Linked DNA regions of Homo sapiens: region 2 is linked to region 1. The links are chromatin contacts, found by Hi-C or POLR2A ChIA-PET in ENCODE. All regions are on one chromosome and are shown on one strand. The core of a region is the stretch at or near the end of the contact, and the rest is flanking DNA. Distances in the headings are between cores, read along the strand shown. Region 1 overlaps ZCCHC7 (zinc finger CCHC-type containing 7). Region 2 overlaps ZCCHC7 (zinc finger CCHC-type containing 7).

Region 1 (2,841 bases), core at 114-2,613:
TAATAGTCAACTTTTCAAATATGTAGACCTTGATTAAAAAAGGGACCATGTTGAAAATTGGCAAAATTAAGTAAATTGTTTAAAATTTTCCTTTTCCTGTTGTATTTTTTTAATCTGAAAAACAGACTGTCTTTATTATATCAAATAATACTTTTATGTTTCTAGAAGTCTACTTCAGATTCTTGTACATACTTCTTAAGATTGTATTTAGTTTGCTGTGAATATGTAATTATCGTTCAGAAGGGGCACATACCAAAAAGCTCCAAAATTAAAAAACCTTTTCAGTTTCTAGGATAGAAACATAGATTGAGCTATTAAAAGCAGAACATTAGAGTTCTGGGATAAAGATAGTTGTCAGGTGTAAACAAGCCTTAATTGAAAAGGAGGCAGCCTAAAAGTTGATTCTTTATGCTATTATAAATAAGTAAAAATGCAAACTTGCTTGAGTTCAGAAAATAGGAGCATACCCAACTTTTAAAACTACTTATTAGATTGGTAGTTGCTTTAGATCCTTAACTTAAAAAAATTCTTATTAAAATCAGTGTTCAATTGAGTAATATTCCTCGTTTAATAGATTGAGATGCCTCAGTTAAATTTTGAACAAAAATTGTTCCTATAAATTGAATTGGAGATGCTGATCTGTTAAAAGCAAGGAATATAACCCAAAATTAAAATAGGAATTATTTTGCTAGTGGATAATTATCTTGGACAGTAGGTCTTATATCTTGTTGAAGTGTGTAGAACACACATTTTCACATTCATTCATCTTTAAGTGAATATACCTGTAGGCTGATTCAGACTTGGTATTTTATTTATTTTAAACATTAGAAATGATAAATACTAATTTAAGCAAGTGCGATTACTATTTTAACTCATTCTTCGAGAGTTGCTTCATTTATCTCAGAGTTTTTGGTGTACCTTATTTACCTTATTTAGATTATATCATTGTATTAAGTCCTTTGCTTACTGCTGTAGTTTTTTGGTACCTAGAATAATTTATTATGGAATTGAATATTAAAAATTTGACGATCCCAATAGTTATGAAGCTTACAGATTCTGTATGTAGGCTTTTTTCCTCCTTTGGTTTCAGGCATAATGAATGGATGGCCCTTGCTTTCTGATATTTGTGTATCCAATTTTCTGAGGAAACACTTTTCTACAAAGTCTGCATGTTTGATTGTTCTACATTTTTCTTTCATTATAATTTGAAAAGGACTTAGATCCTCCAAATGAAAAATGGCTGTCTTGGCCATATGGTAAATTAGGCCTGCTTTATTATTGTCTAATAATTAAGCCTCCCTTTACTTATCCCACCCTCGTTTTAAAAACTAAAAACGTGTGGTAGCTGTATTAGTTAGAACATTTTCAAGTAACAGGAAGTAATTCAGTGGTAACTTCCTCATGTGGTTTACTGTTTATCAAAAAGGAAAGTAGTTTCTTTTGAGAGAATAATGCAGTTTTTGCTGCTCAACATTTTCTCAAGCTCTTTGGAAAATAAGAGAGAAGTCTTTAATGTGCTTGTAATATGATAAGGACAGATTTAAAAATTTTGTTTCTCTTCTCATTACTTGGTGTTTGACTTCAGTGGAAGCTGAAAGAAGTAAATAGATGTTAAGTTGAAAATCTGCCTCAGTGTCAGATGCTCATATAATTTAAATAATTTAAAATTTGTGGGTACTTATATTGATTGACCTTATATTTTAAAAACATAGGGAATAACATCAACTATTTGTATCTTCTCTCTTAACTTAAAGTTGAATTAATTAACTTTAGCTATCTAATAGAGTAGGTCCAGAAATTAACATTCAAATAACAGTAGTAAGTATAGGTGAAGACCAGGCTATCCCAAAGATAATTCATTAGGACTTCTGTTTCTATAGTATCTTTCATATGATAGTAACTGTTGTAAACAATTGAATTATATATATCAATTTAATAAATAATTGCAATATTAAAAAGTTAGCCCCGATAATTTCTACCCAAACACCTCCAAATTATGCTACTTCAAAAACAGTTGAAGGGAAGTTTAGGAATATAATATAGTTTCATTTTAAGACCACTAGGATAATAGACATTGTAATGTAATGGAAAAACATTTTGTCCCATAAAAACCACTTTCATTTAATGCTTTGTTTTTCTGTCTAACCAGGTAATACCTAGCAAATACAGAAAGAGAGATAAAGCAAGCAAGCTGTTTTGAAAGTGTCTAATATTGGCTGATGTAGAGCTATAGGTGGGTGTATCTTATTATTCCATAAAATTAAAAATAAGAGTGGGGGGAAAAAACAAATCCCAAGAAAATAAATGGAAGGTGAGTGAAGAGTGAATAGAATAAAAATAGAGATCTAGTATTTCAGTCAGTCTGCTAGTTAAATTTTATATTCAGAGCTTTAACATTTTGGGCTTTTAAATTTCCTGCAGTGCACATGACTTTCTTTCATAAAAGATATGTCAATCATATTAGGAATAAAAGTAATAGCTCATATAGTGCTTTATTATTAGCATCTAAGAAACCACTGGTATTTGAGTAAATTGTAAGTTAGAATTGATTTTTTAATAGCTTTTTAATGCAGATCAAACATTTGTGGCTTTTGAATGAAAAATACTTATCAACTAATTTTTATTAGCATTGCATTTTTAAAAAAATCTACATTATAACATATTGGAGGTTGATTGAAAGGGAGTTTTTGCCTCCATTTTATAAAGATGCTCTGTAAGAGCACTGGTGATAATGATGTCTATTCCTGTATTTTTTGCTGACTTTTACCTGGTATCCTGTCAGTAATTGTTTTTTCATGTTGAGGAAGAAAAAAGAATCTATACTTGCATCTGTCAGTATTA
Region 2 (2,841 bases), core at 121-2,620, 51 kb after region 1:
GCCCAGTCCACTTTAGTTTTAGATGTGTAGAGTTTGAATTTTCTGCATTTGATTTTGGTGAAGGAATTATGAGGGTACTTCAAAAAATAAGACTAGAATGTTTGTGTCAGGCCCAGATATATAAATATATATAAATATTTGGGCATGGAAAGAAAATCCCAGGAATCAAATAATGTGCCAGTTTTATGATTTTGACACACTCAAACCTCTGCCTTTTGTTTCTCTGGGTCACTCTGTCCAGTACAACAATAGGCTTGCTATGTATTTTGGATGAACAATGAAAGAGAGTGAACTGTTCTTTAAAAAGCTGTTTATTATAGTGAAACTTTATCTGTAGATGCAGCCACTTTGCCAGATCTCTGATGGAACTAACAATAATTTTGTCTAGTTAATTTTAATAGTACGTCCTTTGTCACAGGTTGTTCAAATGAACAAATATAACATGATTTTTATGGCAGGTAAAGAAGAATATTTTAAATGGAAGGAGACCTGATGCAAAGAAAAAGGCATTATTTTTAGTGGTGCAGCGATTTTGGGACTTATTATAGTAGAACCTATTCTTTATAGAGATTATTTTGTTTGATTTTTCTATTTTGTTTTTCTTTGCTATCTAGCTTTGTTACATAGTGACCATTTTTAGCACTATAAAACTTAATGTAGTAATCAGATTTAGCAGATTATTATTTAAAGCTGAGCATTTAAAATTAACTTTTTGCCCTGTGTTCATTTTTGAATTTCCTGTTTTTATATAAATATTTGATTAAAAAGCTTTCTGTTTAATAAAATTGTGTTATGATTATTTTAATGTCGTTTGAGGACATTTAAAAAACCCTCCCAAAATATCTAGGATATTGTTTTAATCTGTAGCCTTCTCAGTAGAAATTAAAAAAATTGGGGGATACACTTTTTTGTGTGAAGGATAAAGCTCTTGTATTAATGACAACATTAGGTACTGGGTAGTATTTTAGTCATTATTAAAATTATTATTAAAAATTCTGTTATATATTGTAACGTATTAAACATTTGAGTATGTGTTGAGTTCATCATTTGAATACATAGTGCTGTTTTAAGTTATTTGTGTGTTATGAAGAAAAGGTCACTATGTTTTATTTTTATAAGGTGGAAAAAACAATCCAGAATGATAATCAAAGCCAAGGTAGAGGAACTTGTTAAACACTTTAAAATTAGACTTCCCCCCACCCCCAGCCTCTAGTGTGATACTTTGAAGGCAGCTGCTACAGATAAACTCTGGAGCCCCAGATGGTGGTTGCCTAATCCTCATGAGAATTCATGTCCTGGAAGCAGCTCTTATCTCTCCAGACCTGACATTGTCTGTGAGCTTTTGCTAAGGAGGGAATAATATAAACATGCTATGCATGAGTTTCACTTCTTGAATATGTCAAAGACACAGGAAGTTATAACAAAGTATAAAAAGAACCGAGTTCACATTTATTGAAAATGTTGTTATTTAAAGCACTTGATGCTAGCTTGTGATGATGAGTGATGGGGTGCAGTCTGGAAGGAAAGGCACAGTGAACTGTTTTTTATTTTGGAAACGAAAATGCCAGTCTCAGTGTTATGATTTCAGAGATGTAGATTTGTCATTAAGTGTGCAGTACCCAGAATAATTCAGTTATTTGATCTAATGTAAGAATGTAAAACAATCCATCCTGTAAATGAATGTCCTGGCTTTTATTTCCTATGCAGGAGTCCTCTCTGTTTCGAAAGTCAAAACAGCAATTGCACTATTCTGGATTTGATGTTTTGTTAAAAAAAAAAAGTTTCCGAAATCTGATCTGTGAGATCTGGGCCAGTGACAACTATAAGTGGTTGTCTCTTTGGCATAGCAGCCAAATATTCTGAAGTGAAATTGTGGATACTTTATCTACTTCAGGTAGTGTCTCATTTAATATATGAGCAGGGATGTTGGCACTGTCATCATGAATAATTGTTGAATCACCCATCACTTGATGTTATGACTGTCTATAAGGAAAAAGGGGAATTTCCCATCTTATAAAATGACAAAATTTGTAATTAAATGGGAAACTGTAGTGTTCCTCATAACAAAGCCTAAGCCTGTCTTTCAAATCTGATACCTCTTTCTCTAAATAACCTGTTTTCCAACCACTCTGGCCCTCTTACTTGTCCTAGAATCTGTGGTGCCCTGTTATGTTTTCATATCTTTTTTCATTTTATTTCATCATTCTGCAGAGCCCTTCCTCAAAAAAGCTTCTATTCATCCTGTGAGATGAATAGACCCAGCTAAAATATCACTTGTTCTATGGAGTCTTTCTCAGACTGAATAATTTTATTTTCTCCCAGAATGTTACAACCAGAGTAATCTTTGTAAACTACAGATTTGATCATGCCTCAATAAAAAAGTTTTAATGGTAATTAACATTTCATATCAAACTCAGTGTATCAGCCTAGTGGTCTCTGTCTTCATTTGTCCAGCCGATCACATCTTCTCTTTGTCACAGAACAACTTGCTGTTATCCCTTCCTCTGAGCCTACTTTGTGGTCACTTTTGCCCTGGAGTGCTCACCCGTCTGTCTATTTTAGTCTTCCTCATTTTTAAAGATCTAGAGTCTATGAGGAATTAAGATAATACAAAGTGGAAAGTGTTAGGTGCCAAAAGAGAAAGAATTCAGTTGGCATACTTATGTTGTCTTTGCCTCCTCTGTTCAAGTGGGAGGTCCTAATGATAGAGCTTGCTCCCTCAAACTTGTGTATATTCTGCAGTCTCTAGTACAGTATCTTAGGGAAGAGGTAGAGGAGGAGATAAATTTGAAAGATTAGTAAGAAAGAACTGAGTAAAACCTGGGTTTGGTTAGATAGGAT

The links. A loop is a pair of places that touch in the nucleus more often than their neighbours do. ChIA-PET counts read pairs that join two places held with the same protein, here RNA polymerase II (POLR2A). Pooled maps may share reads with other maps.
Region 2: a loop to region 1 is called in a map of B cell, with 2.6 times the contacts of the local background. The contact joins two enhancer-like sites. A Hi-C loop is called at or near these places in 10 of 168 maps with a recorded cell type or tissue (A673, B cell, GM12878 and 6 more), 32 of 37 single-sample maps with no recorded cell type and 20 of 50 pooled maps. POLR2A ChIA-PET finds 5 or more read pairs at or near these places in 10 of 52 experiments (A673, AG04450, Caco-2 and 7 more).

The regions. Positions count from the first base shown.
Region 1 is chr9:37,145,213-37,148,053 of GRCh38, forward strand. The region is part of intron 2 of ZCCHC7 (zinc finger CCHC-type containing 7); the gene reads left to right. Among named protein-coding and RNA genes, the nearest start is that of ZCCHC7, 26 kb to the left of the region's middle. Within about 2 kb of position 1,364, at least 8 of the 41 ENCODE cell types and tissues checked have a DNase peak (open chromatin) inside an H3K27ac peak, as active enhancers do; they include A673, B cell, GM12878 and 1 more, where a contact is called at or near this core.
Region 2 is chr9:37,195,986-37,198,826 of GRCh38, forward strand. The region is part of intron 2 of ZCCHC7 (zinc finger CCHC-type containing 7); the gene reads left to right. Among named protein-coding and RNA genes, the nearest start is that of ZCCHC7, 77 kb to the left of the region's middle. Within about 2 kb of position 1,371, at least 6 of the 41 ENCODE cell types and tissues checked have a DNase peak (open chromatin) inside an H3K27ac peak, as active enhancers do; they include A673, B cell, GM12878 and 1 more, where a contact is called at or near this core.